Regions from separate parts of the Homo sapiens genome. Here region 1 is linked to region 2. A link is an interaction called in ENCODE POLR2A ChIA-PET data of the cell type or tissue named here. Cell type or tissue: Caco-2. All regions are shown on one strand. Links, peaks and the distances in the headings refer to the core of each region. The heading gives the core; the rest is flanking DNA. Region 1 has its middle 32 kb from the start of LINC01429. Region 2 overlaps ATP9A (ATPase phospholipid transporting 9A (putative)).

Region 1 (4,399 bases), core at 286-4,285, 230 kb after region 2:
GTGGCGTGATCTCGGCTCACTGCATCCTCAGCCTCCTGGTTCAAGCGATTCTTCTGCCTCAGCCTCCTGAGTAGCTGGGACTACAGGCATGTGCCACCACGCCCAGCTAATTTTTGTATTTTTAGTAGAGACGGGGTTTCACCATGTTGGCCTGGCTGGTCTTGAACTCCTGACCTCGTGATCCACCTGCCTCAGCCTCACAAAGTGCTGGGATTACAGGCATGAGCCATTGCGCCCAGCCAATTCTCTTCTTCATAAATAAAATTTTAATTTTAGAACAGTTTTAGGTTTACAGAAAAATTGAAAAGATTGTACTAAGAGTTACCATATACCCTAAACACAGTTTTCCCTGTTATTAACATCTTACATTAGCATGGCACATTTGTTTTAATCAGTTAAACTATTAGCCAAACATTATTATTTTATTATTATTATTATTTTTGAGACGGAGTCTTGCTCTGTCACCCAGGCTGGAGTGCAGTGGTGCAATTCTGGCTCACTGCAACCTCCACCTCCAAGGTTCAATTGATTCTCCTGCTTCAGCCTCCTCATTAGCTGGGACTACAGGCGCCCACCACCACACCCGGCTAATTTTGTGTATTTTTAGTAGAGACAAGGTTTCACCATGTTGGCCAGGCTGGTCTCAAACTTCTGACCTCAAGTGATTCACTCGCCTTGGCCTTGCAAAGTACTGGGATTACAGGTGTGAGCCACTGCGCCCAGCCAATTTTTGTATTTTTAGTAGAGATGGGGTTTTACCATGTTGGCCAGGCTGGTCTTGAACTCCTGACCTCAAGTGATTCACCCAGCTTGGCCCCCCAAAGTGCTGGGATTACAGGCATGAGCCACCTCACCCGGCCAATTTTTGTATTTTTAGTAGAGATGGGGTTTTACCATGTTGGCCATGAGTCAGTCTCAAACTCCTGACTTCAGGTGATCCACCCACCTTGGCCTCTCAAAGTGCTGGGATTACAGGTGTGAGCCACTGCGCCCGGCCAGCCATACATTATTGTTAATTCAATTGCATACTGTATTCAGGTTTCCTTGGTTTTTACCTAATGTCCTTTTACTGCGTTAGGATCCTATCTAAACCACCACATTACATTTAGTTCTAATGTCTCTTTAGGTTACACTTAGCTGTCATAGTTTCTTAGACTACCCTTGTTTTGAAAACCTCGACAGTTTTGAGGAGCTTTGGGCAAATATGCTGTAGAATGTCCCTCAATTGAATGGCTTGAACCCGGGAGGCGGAGGTTGCATTGAGCTGAAATCCTGCCATTCACTCCAGCCTGAGCGACAGAGTGAGATTCTGTCTCAAAAAAAAAAAAAAAAAAGAATGTCCCTCAATTTGGATTTATTTGTTGTTAAATGTTTGTGGAAGGAAAACCACAGAGGTAAAGCCATTCTCATCACATTAGATCAAAGGTACATTCTATCAACACGACTTATCATTGTTGATGTTAACTTGGATCTCCTGGCTGAGCTAGTATTTGTTTACTGTAAAGAAAATCTTTAGCTCTGTGTTTATGAGCTCATGTCTACCTTCAGAACCAAAATTGCAGAAACGGAAAAGTAGTTTGCCAAAATCCTCAAGAACCATATACTTCGGATAACGATAAAATTTAGAGTTATTCTGGCACAGGTACCTCTCCAAGTCACCCTCACTCTCCTCACCAGTTCCATACTACCTTGCTCCTCCAGCCAACTTGGTCATCAGAAAGCACTTATTTATTTATTCATTTGTTTAGGGTCTGTGACCTTGCAATGACACATTCTCTATGTCTCTGCATCAGGCTTCTCTTCAACTCCCTGAGCTTCAGATACTTCCTCTTACCTCCTCCGTCCTTCCTGAGTGCTGGGATGATGGGTGTTGGAAAAGGACTTTGAAAGCCGTATATACAGTACTATACAAAAATGAGTCATCGTTATAAATGTAAGCTCTGCTGTCGCCTGCCATCTCTCCGTATCTCCCTTCCTCTCCCCTCCACGCTCTTGCTAGAATGTAGAATATAGAGATCCAATGGTACTTCCTCCCAATATGTGTCTTCAAACTCAGAGCTCTAGTCAGTGGGTCCCAACTTTTTTGGCACCAGGGACTGGTTTTGTGTAAGACAATTTTTCCATGGATGGGATGGGTTGGGGGAAATGGTTTTGGAATGAAACTGTTCCACCTCAGATCATCAGGCATTAAATTCTCATAAGAAGCGTGCAACCTAGATCCCTCCCATCCGCAGTTCAGAATAGGGTTCCCGCTCCTATGAGAATCTAATGCCTAGAGAGATCTGACAGGAGGTGGAGCCCCGGCGGCAACGCTCGCCCACCTGCCACTCCCTTCCTGCCCTGTGGCCTGGTTCCTAACAGGTCATAGCCCAGTACCTGTCCACGGCCTGGGGGTTGGGGGCCCCTGCTCTAGCCCATAAGACTAAGCCCTTTGTATGGTCTAAATATTTCCTCCAAAATTCATGTGTTGAAACTTAATGGCCAGAGTGACAGTATTAAGAGGTGGGGCCTTTGGAGGTAATTAAGTCATGAGATTAGAGCCCTTGTAGAGGGGATTTGGCCCCTTATAAAAGGGCCTGCTGGGTGCAGTGGCTCACACCTATAATCCCAGCACTTTAGAAGGTTTAGGAGGGAGGATCACTTGAGCCTAGAAGTTTGAGACCAGACTGGGTTACATAGTGAGACTCTGTCTCTACAAAACACTTAAAAATTAGCTAGGTGTGGTGGTGCATTCCCACAGTCCCAGCTACTCGGGAGGTTGAGGTGAGAGGATTGCTTGAGCTCCGGAGGTAGAGGCTGCAGTGAGCTGTGATCGCACCACTGCACCTGGCACCAACATTTAATTTTTAAAAAGTATTCATTTAGTATGAATTTTAGACTTAAGAAGAGCTGCAAAAATGGTACAGAGTCCTCTTGTATCCTCACCTTCCTTCTTCTATTGCTAACAGTCTGCATACTTATAGAGTACAATGACCAAGAACAGAAAATTTCAACACTGGTACATTATTATCATTACTACTACTACTACAGACCTCATTTAAATTTCATTGCTGCTCTCCTCAATGTCTCTTTTGTGTTCCATGATCCCTCCCAGGGTCCCACATTGCATGTGACTGTTCTTTGTCTTTAGTGTCTTCCAGCCTGTGCCAGTTTTCTTTCCTTGTGGGGTTTGTTTTTTTTTTTTTTTTTTTTTTTTGAGACAGAGTCTTGCTCTGTCTCCCAGGCTGGAGTACAGTAGCACTATCTAAGCTCACTGCAACCTCTGCCTCCAAGGTTCAAGCGACTCTTATGCCTCAGCCTCCCGAGTAGGTGGAATTACAGGCACCCACCACCACACCCGGCTAATTTTTGTATTTTTAGTAGAGACCAGGTTTCACCATGTTGGCCAGGCTGGTCTTGAACACCTGACCTCAAGCGATCCACCCACCTTGGCCTCCCAAAGTTCTGGGATTACAGGCATGAGCCATCACACCCAGCCAAGAATTATCTTTCAAAACAATTTATTGATATATTTGGTACATGTAACCCTCCACTTTTTTTTTTTTTTTTTGAGATAGGGTCCTGCTATGCTGCCTAGGCTGGAGTGCAGTGGCTATTCACATAGTGCATTACGGCCTTGAACTCCTAGACTCAAGCAATCCTCCTCTCTCAGCCTCCTGAGTAGCCGGGACTAGAGGAATGTGCTACCATGCCCAGCTGGGACTTCGTTTTGAAGCCAATTTTTTTAATTATATGTAATTTTTTACTTTCTTTATATTTCATTCTTTATTTTTTATTTTTTGACACAGAGTCTTGCTCTGTCACCCAGGCTTTGCCTCAGTATCCCTAGTGACTGAGATTACAGGTGTGTGCCACTACGCCCAGCTCTAATTTTTTACTTTCTCCAGTGGTTTCAAAACCAAACCTCCAGTTCAAATGCAACTTTAAAAATTATACTGCTACAACTTATGGATATTAAAATTACCCAAAGCTACAAACTATTTTCCTTTCTTTTACCCTATATTGACATATAATCAGACATACTGACCAATGAGAACATCTTCCTTCAGTCTCAGGTCCTGAAGAACAAAGGTTCTATTTTAACAACTGAAAATTTGAATCGAGTTTTGTAGTTTTTTTTTTTTTTTTGAGACGGAGTCTTGCTCTGTCACCCAGGCTGGACTGCAGTGGCGCGATCTCCACACTCACTGCAAGCTCCGCCTCCCGGGTTCACGCCATTCTCCTGCCTCAGCCTCCCGAGTAGCTGGGACTACAGGCGCCTGCCACCACGCCCGGCTAATTTTTTGTATTTTTAGTAGAGACGGGGTTTCACCGTGTTAGCCAGGATGGTCTTGATCTCCTGACCTCGTGATCCGCCCGCCTCGGCCTCCCAAAGTGCTGGGATTACAGGCGTGAGCCA
Region 2 (4,399 bases), core at 153-4,152:
GTGGTAGGGAGTCCTCAATTGACATGCATTTTTTTTCATTTTCAAGAAGTAACAACTATGAAATCGACATCAGTTTCAGATTTTAAATCACAGATTTAGACAAGGGGTCACCTACAACAGTCTTACTGAATCCACAGCCAACTGAATTGTGGAGGCTAGAAATGTGTATGGAGTTACCAGATTCTACATTCTATTAAAAACATATTTATCCAACAGGAGAGAAGTGATCTGATCCTTTAAAATGAGTCGCACTTTACACCCATGACACCCGATTGCCCAAAATAGAGAACAGATGGGTTACAAGAAACAAGAAAATGACTTTCACTTAATTTTTTAATACTATTTTTAGTATTAGCATTAGACTCCTCAGGTAATTAGACAATTACTAAATTATTCTGGTCACTGCGGGGACACAGCGCTCTGCCTTCCTGCTCTGTTAACCTCTGGTGTCAGGAGCACACGAGTTTCACTTCCAGGCCAAAGGGCACTGCATGGTAACAATAATTAGAGTAATGAATCAGAACTCCGGTTTAAATGAATCATTATTTGCCGAGTGCTTTTAATTATAAAGAATTTAACTCTAAAATTATAAAGAAAAGATTTACAGAAAGGTTCTCTATTGGAGAGACTAAATCGAGAACCCTTTTTTTAAAAAATTCTATAATTTAGGTTCTAGCCACGAACACGTGTCTTCATTTCTGTCCGCATTCCTCAGCACCTGGACCAAATCGTTATTTAACATTAGGCGCAATAACAAGACCTTTGACAAAGTAATTACTGTGGTTGGCAAGTTTCAGTATCCACGGATTTAAATGAAAAGCTGTACTGAGGGCATCCTTCATGAACTTCTGGATTTTGTAAAGCAATCTGCTTTCATATCTACAAAAGTCAAATGCTTCCACTAATATTTCAAACATGGGATAACACAGAGCCATGGGATTTTGTATTCCAGGTGAAACAATTCCCAAGCAAGGCAAAAAGAGAACCACAGACGGTCAGATGTTGACAAAGGCCTCACTCAGGAGACCATCTGACAACGAATGAATTAGAAGACTACTATGATAGCCTGACCAACATCACAGGCCACAGGTTCAATGCCTCCACCCACATATCTTTCTCTCTTAAATTAATACTTTCCCACCTTTCCTACTAAAATGTTCCAGGAAGGAGAGGAAATACTCATTGGTGCTGAAACTGCTTCTTTTAATTGTTAAATAAAGTCTCATTTGCACACCAAATGGTCATGCGCATACATCCTTAAGGCACTGAAACTGACCAGGGGCTGTGTTTGGATGATGCCTGTCTTAGGCCTGGCCTTCAAACATCCTCACATTCCCCATATGGAAGAGTTTCACATTGTACAGTGTTTATCTCTAACCTCCTCCCCATAGGCCCTTTAACCTACACACATTTCTTCTTACTTAAAAAATACCAGGGGAAAACAAAAACAGATGTGGCATCCACAGAGGCAGGTTATGACTCTTTTTGCCCTGGGGAAAAACCACTGGTCCCCTTATGGAGGGAGGGAGGGCAGAACAGCTCCACACGAGGTCAGAAGTGACTTCAGAACCAAGCACAGGTCACTATTGGGAGAGGAATTAAGATCTCCAAATACAAAGGGCCCTGACTTGGGCCCCTGGGCGGGTGTCTCGAATCCTATAAAGCCCCTGAGTCATTTATAGCATCCCAGCCAATAAATGAGACACCAAGGCAGGGAAAATAGGCTTCCCTTTCCCATTAGTAATCCACAGCTAGGGCCATTTCCTGACAAGAACTCCAGCCTGTTATTACAGAAAAGATTAATACAAAAATTAAACGTTGAGTCACCAGGAATGCCAGTTTTCTTTCCAAATGCAGTTAAAACTTCACCACATATGGGCATTCATACTATTAATGGATATTAGGAATGGGTTGCAATTGACTGAAATACACTTTTTTTTTTTTTTGAGACAGGGTCTCACTCTGTTGCCCAGGCTGGAGTGAAGAGGCATGATCACAGCTCACTGCAGCCTCAACCTTCTGGGCTCAAGTAATCCTCCCACCTCAGCCTTCTGAATACCGGGACCACAGGCGTGCACCACCATGCCCAGCTTTTTTTTTTTTTTTTTTTTTTTGGTAGAGACAAGGTCTCCCTCTTATTGCCCAGGCTGTTTTCTAACTCCCAGGCTCAAGTCAACCTCCCGCCTCGGCCTCCCAAAGTGCTGGGATTATAGGTGTGAGCCACTGCACCCAGCCAGAAATACACTATTAAAGATAAAGAATTTCTGTTATGATAACCCTAACTAACCTGCCACATCAAAAAAGCTCAGAGCTGATGACTCACTCACCTCAAAGGGCCACCATCAAAGAGACAGGCTCAGAGCTACTACCTCCAAATGAATCAGCTGAGCCACAGGCTGATTAAGTGACTAAGTAAATCCAATGTTTACTGTTTTAGAGCAGACATCATCTGCAACACAAAGTCAATAAATTTAAATGTACCCATATATCATCATCATTCTCAACTTGGATGATTTTGACCCTCATTTGGTCATGTCTGGAGACATAATTGGTTGTCACAACTGTGAGGGGACAGGGGTACTATAGAAATCTGTAGCATGCTGCTTAACCTCCTACAAGGCACAGGACAGCCTCCCATGACAAAGAATAATCCAGCCCCAATAATGAGAAGCCTGACAGCCACTGAAACTATAAATCCAGGGCTTAGGACCAGGGTGAGTTAGCGCAACTGAACTGTGCTAGCACAAGGTTGGATCTTGCCTTCATTTAAAATTTCAATATACTGTTCTTCACGAATGTTTTGCGCTTGAGTTTTTAAAATATTGCACTGCGCCAGGTGTGGTGGCTCACGCCTGTAATCCCAGCACTTTGGGGGAAGACGAGTGGATCGCCTGAGGTCGGGAGCTCGAGACCAGCCTGGCCAACAGAGTGAAACCCAGTCTCTACTAAAGATACAAAAATTAGCTGGGCGTGGTGGCAGGTGCCTGTAATCCCAGCTACTCGGCAGGCTGAGGCAGGAGAATTGCTTGAACCTGGGAGGCAGAGGTTGCAGTGAGCTGAGATCACGCCACTGCACTCCAGCCTGGTTAACAGAGCAAGACTCTGTCTCAAAAAAAAAAAAAAAATTTTTTTTCACCAAAGTATGATTTGCTTTATTTATTTTTTTTTTGGCACCCGGTTAAATTTGCTATGTGAGTTCCTCACTTGTCTTACTCTAGTCTGGACTGTGTTATGAAACCATTAAAAACCTTGACATGAGTGAAAAGAAGGAAGTTAAATAGTGTTATTCTGGCAGTGGTTCTTAACCAGGAAGGCTTCTCAGAATAACCAATAAAGATTTTTTAAAATATACACGCCGGGCACAGTGGCTCACACCTGTAATCCCAGCACTTTGGGAGGCTGAGGCGGGCGGATCACCTGAGGTCAGGAGTTCGAGATCAGCCTGGCCAACATGGTGAAACCCCGTCTCTACTAAAAATACAAAAATTAGCTGGCATGGTGGCAGGCACCTGTAATCCCAGCTACTCAGGAAGCTGAGGCAGAAGAATCGCTTGAACCCACGAGGCAGAGGTTGCAGTGAGCCAAGATCACACCACTGCACTCCAGCCTGGGCAACAAGATCGAAAACTCCATCTCAAAAAAAAACATTTTTAAAATATACATACTTAAGATCCAGACCCAAAGAATGCCGTACAGCCCAGGCATATATTTATATTTATATTTTTAAAACTTTACAGGCAATTCTGGTGGTCAACTCTAGTTAAAAAAGAAAGGAATATGATGGGTTCTCATTGAAAAGAAAACAGAGACAGAGAGAAATAAAGAACGCATCTATCCAGACACACAAAGGCAGAGCATTTGGCGTTTTGTCCACCCAGGTGTTAATACTGGTTACTGCCGAATGATATGAATACAGGTGAATTCAATGTTTTGTCTTTGTGCTTGGCCGTATGATTTATTTTTTCTGCAAAAAAAACTTTCATAAATACCAGAAAGTTTTTTCAATGAGTAAAAAATGAAGTAGGCTCCATGTCCCAGAGAAAACCACACTGACAAAAAAAATTCTTCCTCAAGAGAATGTAAACTCGGTGGCTCACACCTGTAATCCCAGCACTTTGGGAGGCTGAGGCGGGCGGATCACGAGGTCAGGAGATCAAGACCATCCTGGCTAACATGGTGAAACCCCATCTCTACCAAAAATACAAAAAATTAGCTGGGCATGGTGGTAGGCGCCTGTAATCCCAGCTACTTGGGAGGCTGAGGCAAGAGAATGGCGTGAACCCGGGAGGTGGAGCTTGCAGTGAGCGGAGATCGCGCCACTGCACTCCAGCCTGGGAAACAGAGCGAGACTCCGTCTCAGAAAAAAAAAAAAAAAAACAAGAGAACATAAACTGAACTT

Evidence for each region. Peaks named below come from ENCODE experiments on the same cell type or tissue, not always from the same donor. Only the 100,000 strongest peaks of a DNase experiment are listed, where the experiment ranks them.
Region 1: POLR2A ChIA-PET joins it to region 2 with 8 read pairs; 2 of 35 experiments call an interaction of 5 or more read pairs at or near these places.

The regions. Positions count from the first base shown.
Region 1 is chr20:51,892,504-51,896,902 of GRCh38, forward strand. No RefSeq gene overlaps it. Among named protein-coding and RNA genes, the nearest start is that of LINC01429, 32 kb to the left of the region's middle. RefSeq lists enhancers at 214-714, 715-1,215. In Caco-2, for the core only: no CTCF peak of the experiment used is centred there; a DNase peak (open chromatin) is centred at 2,277.
Region 2 is chr20:51,659,436-51,663,834 of GRCh38, forward strand. The region is part of intron 13 of ATP9A (ATPase phospholipid transporting 9A (putative)); the gene reads right to left. Among named protein-coding and RNA genes, the nearest start is that of ATP9A, 110 kb to the right of the region's middle. In Caco-2, for the core only: no CTCF peak of the experiment used is centred there; a DNase peak (open chromatin) is centred at 2,326.